Regions from separate parts of the Homo sapiens genome. Here region 2 is linked to region 1. Evidence: chromatin contacts called from ENCODE Hi-C or POLR2A ChIA-PET data. All regions are on one chromosome and are shown on one strand. Each heading gives the region's core, a stretch centred on a gene start or an enhancer-like site at or near the end of the contact. The rest is flanking DNA. Distances are from core to core; before and after follow the strand shown. Region 1 overlaps STEEP1 (STING1 ER exit protein 1). Region 2 overlaps SEPTIN6 (septin 6).

Region 1 (3,792 bases), core at 162-2,661:
GAGGTTGCAGTGAGCCAAGATTGCGTCACTGCACTCCAGCCTGGACAACAGAGCAAGACCCTGTCTCAAACAAACAAACAAACAAACAAAAAAACCATAATGAGATATCCTCTCATTCCAGTTAGAATGGCTGTTATCAAAAAGACAAGGCTAGGTGCAGTGGCTCACGCCTGTAATCCCAGCACTGTGGGAGGCCGAGGCAGGCGGATCACGAAGGTCAGGAGATCGAGACCATCCTGGCCAACATGGTGAAACCCCATCTCTACTAAGATACAAAAAATTAGCCAGGCATGGTGGCATGCGCCTGTAGTCCCAGCTACTAGGGAGGATGAGGCAGGGGAATCACTTGAACCCGGGAGGTAGAGGTTGCAGTGAACCGAGATTGCACCACTGCACTCCAGCCTGGTGACAGAGTAAGACTCTGTCTCAAAAAAAAAAAAAAAAAAAAAAAAGACAAAAATTAAATGTTAGGGAGGATGTGGAGAAAAGGGAACCCTTATATACTGCTAGTGAAAATGTAAATTAGTACAGCCATTATGGAACACAGTATGGGAGATTCCTCAGAAAATTATAGAACTACCCTATGATCCAGCAATCCCACTTCTTGGTATATATCCAAAGGAAATGAGTTCAGTATCTCAAAGAGATATGTGCACTCTCATGCTCATTGCAGCATTATTCACAACAGCCAAGATATGGAAGCAACCTAAATGTCTATCAATGGCTAAATGGATAAAGAAAAGGTGGCACGCACGCACACATGCACACACAACAGAACATTATTCAGCCTTATGAAAAGAAGGAAATCCTGCCATTTGTGATAATATGGATGGACTTGGAGGACATTATGCTAAATGAAATAAGCCAAACACAGAAAGACAAATACTACATGATCTCACTTGTTTGTGGAATCCAAAATAGTCAAACTCATAGAAGCAGAGAGTAGAATGGTGATTGCCAGGGGCTGAAGGTGGAGGAAATGGGAGGTTGTTGTCCAATGGATATAAAGTTTCTGTTGCGCAAGATGAGTAAGTTTTGGAGATCTAATGTACAGCATCATAACTATAGTTAACAATACTGTATTGTACATTCTAAATTTGTTAAGTATCCTCACTACCTACACACACAAAGAAAATGGTAACTGTGAGGTGATAGATACATTAATGAGCTTAATTGTGGTGATCATTTCACAGTGTATATGTATATCAAAATATCAAGCTGTATCCCTTAAACATATACAATTTTTGTCAATTATACCTCAATAAAGCTAAAAAAATTAACACATCATATTGATAGAAGGAAAGAGAAAAACATAATCATTTCAATAGACACATAGAAAAAGCACTTGACAAAAGTCAAAACCCCTTCAATATACTAAGAATAGAAGGGAACTTCCTCTACCTAATAAAGGGCATCTCTGAAAAACCCCCATCTGTTTACCCACGTCTTAGTGCATTTTCTGTTACTGTAACATAATACCACAGACTGGATAATTTATAAATAAAAGAGATTGATTTCTCACAGTTCTGAAAGCTGGGAAGCATAAGAGCATGGCTCCGGCATTGGGCAAGGGCCTTCGTGCTGCATCATAACACGGCAGAAGGGCAAGTAAGTATGAGAAAGCTCGATTTTAAAACAAAGCCGCTCCTGCAATAACAGACCTACTCACATGACAGCAACGTTAATCCATGCATAAGAGCAGAGCCTCATTAATCCATTCATAGGGCAGACAGATTGTTTCCAACACATGAACTTTTGGGGAACACATTCAAATCATAGCACCACATAAACTAACATCATACTTAATAGTGAAAGACTGAAAGCTTTCCCCCTAAAATCAGGAACAAGATAAAGATGCCACTCTCACTACTTCTATTCAACACCTAGAATAAATTTAACAAAAGAAGTGCAAGAAATGTCCACTGAAAACTAAAAAGTATTACCAAAAGAAATTAAAGAAGACCTAAATAAATGTAAACACATTTTGATGTTCATGGATTGGAAGACTTAATATTGTTAAGGTGGCAATATTCCTCGAATGAATTTCCAGATTCAACACAATCCCTTTCAAAATCCCAGCTGGCTTTTTCACAGAAATTTAAGCTGATCCTAAAATTAATATGCAATTGGAAGAAATCCAGTAGAGCCAAAGCAATCTTGAAAAAACAAGAACAAAGTTGGAGAACTCACACTTCCCAATTTCAAAATTGACTAAAAAGCTATAGTAATAAAGACAGGGTGATACTGGTATAAGGACAGACATACAGGTCAATGGAATAGAACTGAGAGTCTAAAATAAACCCATACATATATGGTTAACTGATTTTCAACAAGGGTGCCAAGACCATTAAGGGGGAAAAACTCAGTCTTTTTAACAAAAGGTCCTGGGAAAACTAGATAGCCACATGCAAAAGGATGAATTTAGCCCCCTACCTCATGCTATATACAAAAATTAACTCAAAATGAATGAAAGACCTAAATGTAAGAAGTAAAATTATAAAACTCTTGGAAGAAAACATAGCTGCAAATCTTCATATGCTTGGATTAGGCAAACATTTCTTCTTTTATTTTTGAAACAGATTCGGGCTGTGTCACCCAGTCTGGAGTACAGTGGCACGATCTTGGCTGGCTCACTACAAACTCCACCTACCAGGTTCAAGCGATTCTCTCCTACCTCAGCCCCGAGCAGCTGAGACTACAGGTGTGCACCACCACATATGGTTAATTTTTGTGTTTTTAGTAGACATGGGGTTTCGCCATGTTGGCCAGGCTAGTTTCAAACTCCTGGCCTCAAATGATTCACCCACCTCGGCCTCCCAAAGTGCTAGGATTACAAGCATGAGCCACCACGCCTGGCCATTTCTTAGATATGATGCCTAAAGCACAAGCAATGGAAGAAAAAAATCAGATATATGGGATGATAAAAATTTAAAACTTGTGTGCTTCAAAGAATATCATCAAAAAAGTGAGAAAACAATTCACAGGATGAAAGAAAATATTTGCAAATCATATATATGATAAGGGACTAGTATGCATAACATAGAATTCTTACAACTCAACAACAGAAAGACAAATACACCAATTTAAAAATGGGGGCCAGGTGCGGCGGCTCACACCTGTAATCCCAGCACTCTGGGAGGCCAAGGCAGGTGGATCACCTGAGGTCAGGAGCTCAAGACCAGCCTGACCAACATGGTGAAACCCCATCTCTACTAAATACAAAAAATTAGCCGGGCATGGTGGTACGTGCCTGTAATCCCAGCTACTTGGGAGGCTGAGGCAGGAGAATCGCTTGAACCCTGGAGGTGGAGATTGTAGTGAACCGAGATTGCAACACTGCATTCCAGCCTGGGCAACAAGAGCAAAACTCTGTCTCAAAAAAAAAAAAAAAAGAATTTCTACTTCCTCTGTTTCCCCTGTCCTTCCTAAGGTTCCCCTCCAACTTAACTGGCCAGGGCAGAGATGAGGGAGGAACGAGGAAGCGGGCAGGCAGGCAGTACAACTGAGGCAGATGGTTTATTGGTGAATGCCAGCTGTTTGGGAAAAACTCTGTCAACCTGGGTTTTTCCTCTGATCTCACACCACAACAACAACCTTCAACACAGAAGAAGACTTCTGTGGCCAAATGTGTGTGGGTTTTTCCCCACACTCCAATAAATGGATGCCAGCTAGGTGTCCTCCAATTCAGTTCTGACACTGTCTACTCGGACACAGCGTCAGATACCACAGGTTGACGGCTTGGTCCCCAAGACCGGCCACTAACCAGATACCAGTCGCAAGTCCAGGCTTCCA
Region 2 (3,333 bases), core at 120-2,619, 87 kb after region 1:
ATGGTGGTATCATGAATGGCAACAGGGAATGTTGGAGACACATGCTTAAGAGGGCAGAAGATGAATTTGTACAGAGCTTGATTTTCGGGGAGGTCCTCTATGGGATGTCTGAGTGGACATCCAGGATGCAGTTGGATTAATGGGTTTAGACCTCAGAAGTAAGACTAGCTTGGGAACCATCTACTTCTAGGTGGTAATTAGGGCTGTGAGAGTAGAAAGAACCAGCTGCAAAGAGAACAGAAAGTGAAAGGAGCAGAGGCTCTAGGAAAGAATCCCGGGGGGTATATCAACATTTAAAGGAGTAAGGTGAAGAAAACGAGCCTGCAAAGGAGGCTGAGAAGAAATAGTAGGAGAGATAGGAATAGAATCAGCCAGGCCAGTGCTAGAAAAGCCAAAGGCAGAGAGCATTTCAAGGAGGCAGTGGGGAATGGCATAAAGTGCTGCGTTGATATCAAATAAGATGGAAACCAAAGGCCACATTGAACTTGGCCACAAGTCTGCGATTCCTGGCCTTGGAGAGAGGCATTTGAGTGGTTATGCTGGGGACAGAAGCCAGACTGCAGTGGATTGAGGAATGAATGAGAGATGGGGAAGAGGAACCAGTAAACATAGAACAACTCTTTCTCCTCATCCTGTCAAGGACTTCTTGACAGGACAGAGGCTGGTAAGAAAGAGCAGGGTTAAGGGAGAGTTTCTTCAGCACAAGAATGCTTACATGCAGCATGGGAAGGAGCTGGCAGAGAAGGAGTGAAGAAGGCGAAGACACAGGAAACAGAGGTATTCAGGATGGAGTGAAGGAGGAGGGAAGGAGACAAAATGACCAGGTGGAGGCACACCTACTCCTCTACAAATGCAGATGAAAGCTGCAGGTGGGGAAGACAGCCAGGGAGCTCCCACCAGAAAAAGACAAGCATGGCTTCCCCCAGCCCCACCTGTCAGTATATAGGGCATGAGCCTGTCCCTCCTGAAGCAAATATCCCCAAGGGACTGGTTAGGCTCTGACTCCAGGCCAGCTTTAGGCTGTGCACAGGTAGAGTAAGATCTCAGAGGCTCTTTGAAAGCCTTTTTAACTGGTAGACATCTCCCTCACTTGCTTATTAATGCCTGACCACCATAAAGGGCACCACGTGGTAATTTCAACTGTGGGGCTTATTTCACACATCACGCATATAGATCAGACACTTCTACTTGGCGCATTACTCCTCTCTGCATAATAACCTGCTTTCAAAAACATTCCCCTTCTCTAAAAGCATTCTGATTTAAGAAATATGGCAGTGATGATCAACATCCTGCGGTCAAAACAGAACTTGCACTTGAATGCAGACACTAAGGACAGCAATTGGAGAGCCTGCAGTTCATCGATGCATGGCAAGGGCATGCTACCTGGTCCTATCTGGGTTTGAGAATGGGGAAATGGGTAAAGAACAGACTAGAAACCTGTCTGAGCGCCAGGAGCCTGATGAAGAAAGAGGGGCAGAGGACAGTTACCAACTGCCACCTCGTGGAACAGGGCCCCAGCTTGGGGATTCCCCCCAGCGCAGCTGCTTGGAGCTGTCATGGATGCGTGCATGTGTGTGTGGTGATCAGCCTTGCTGGTCCTCTGGGCATCCTCCCTTCCCTTGCCCTTAAAAGCAAGGCGGCGGTACTTCCCAAGCCTGCTCCCCACAGCTCTCCTGGCAGGTGTGCAGAGGCAAAGGGTGAACAGGCAAGCAGAACTGGCAAGTGAGTCGCCCCTGCTCCTTGAGGTCTTAGCACCCGTGTCTCGCCTCCCCTGTGAATTCTCCAGGGGAAGGCTTCCACACCACCTGAGTGGGCTGAGCTGAGCTGGGCTGGGCTGGGCTGGGCTGGCAGGAGCGGTACCTGAAGGGTTTGCTGTCAGGGTCGGTGTCCTTGAAGCCCATCTCCTCCAGCTTACAGCGGCGATACAGCTCATAGTGCCGGGTGTGGGTCTGCTCCCGCAGATCCTCCATGTTGACCCGAATCAGCATCTCCCGCAGCTTCACAAAGTCGCAGTGGGCCTCGTTTTCAACTGCATAGCAGGATTTGGGGTATTGAAAGTATGTTGAAAGGAAGGCCAGCAGAAGCAGAAATGGATGAAACGAGAGGCAAAATGTCTAACAGTGACGTTGCCTTGCAATCTGTGTATTTAGATCCTGCAAATTTACCTCCTCTCTTTTCTACTGAAAATGTAAATGAAAGGTTACAAAAATGCCAGTAATGAAAAACTGTGATATCATAAAAATACTTATTAAGACAGTCAGTAGCACCACAATCTAAATTCAGCAGTCAGAACCCTCAAAAGAATGTTTGGTCTGCACCACTTGTAGGACAACAGCATATATGCATCTGTCCATCCATCCATCCATCCATCCACTCATCCATCCATCCATCTATCCATCCATCCATCCATCCATCCATCCATCCACTCATCCATCCATCCATCCATCCATCTATCCATCCATCCATCCACTCATCCATCCATCTATCTATCCATCCATCCATCCATCCATCCATCCATCCATCCATCCATCCAATCAATATTTGTGGAATCTCTGTTCCCAGTATTGTGTGAGGCACTGGGAATTCAGAAACGAAGTGATGGAATCTTGCTCTCAGGAGCTTATAGTTTAGAGGAAGAATAGATACAAATAGACAAATACAATTCAGTGCACAACTACAAAAATAGAGGGATAGCCAAGTTGCAATAAAGCTCAGAAGAGGGGAACCTAAGAACTCCTGGGAAAGTGAAGACTTCACCGAAGAGAAAATCTCTAAGATGACTCTGGAAGGAAGAATAGCAATTTATCAGCCAGAGAAGGGAATGGTGTTTGCAAAGTGTCAATGAGGCTAGGCAAGGTTATGTAGCTAGTAAGTTGCAGAATTAGGGTTCAAACCCAGGCAATGTAGGGGAGGTGACAAAGTCTCCAAAGAATAAGGGGAAAGAACTAGGATATTGATAGATGACAGTGACAAGGAGGGGTGTGGACCGCAGGCATGGCCCACCTGGATGGTAGAAGCTTCCAAGGAGGTGGTTTCTTTAGAAGGTAGATAATGGCCTGACAGTAGCAGTGGTGACTAGGAGCAAGGGGACCCCACTTTCTGGCCTGTGTGAACAAGTCCCCTCCTCAAAAGAGTGCAAGCAAAGGTCTGCAATTTGGGGCAGTGGTCAAGAATGACAGATGTGGACCAAGTCATAGCAAAATCGATTTCTGGCTGGACCAGGTCACGAGGAGCACTTTGTCAAGGTGGCTACAGGTATGGCTTCACTGTGTCGGATGGTGGTATTTGCCCTGAACAAGTAGGAAAAATGGTGTCTGAAGTGAACAGGCAATC

The links. A loop is a pair of places that touch in the nucleus more often than their neighbours do. ChIA-PET counts read pairs that join two places held with the same protein, here RNA polymerase II (POLR2A). Pooled maps may share reads with other maps.
Region 2: a pooled map shows a loop between it and region 1 (2.7-fold over the local background). The contact joins two enhancer-like sites. A Hi-C loop is called at or near these places in 2 of 50 pooled maps. POLR2A ChIA-PET finds 5 or more read pairs at or near these places in 2 of 52 experiments (Panc1 and naive thymus-derived CD4-positive, alpha-beta T cell).

The regions. Positions count from the first base shown.
Region 1 is chrX:119,548,105-119,551,896 of GRCh38, forward strand. All of the region lies in intron 2 of STEEP1 (STING1 ER exit protein 1), which reads right to left. Among named protein-coding and RNA genes, the nearest start is that of STEEP1, 15 kb to the right of the region's middle. Within about 2 kb of position 1,412, at least 2 of the 41 ENCODE cell types and tissues checked have a DNase peak (open chromatin) inside an H3K27ac peak, as active enhancers do.
Region 2 is chrX:119,635,167-119,638,499 of GRCh38, forward strand. It overlaps SEPTIN6 (septin 6), which reads right to left. Exons shown (of 11, transcript NM_145799.4): 7 at 1,861-2,029. Among named protein-coding and RNA genes, the nearest start is that of MIR766, 10 kb to the right of the region's middle. Within about 2 kb of position 1,370, at least 3 of the 41 ENCODE cell types and tissues checked have a DNase peak (open chromatin) inside an H3K27ac peak, as active enhancers do.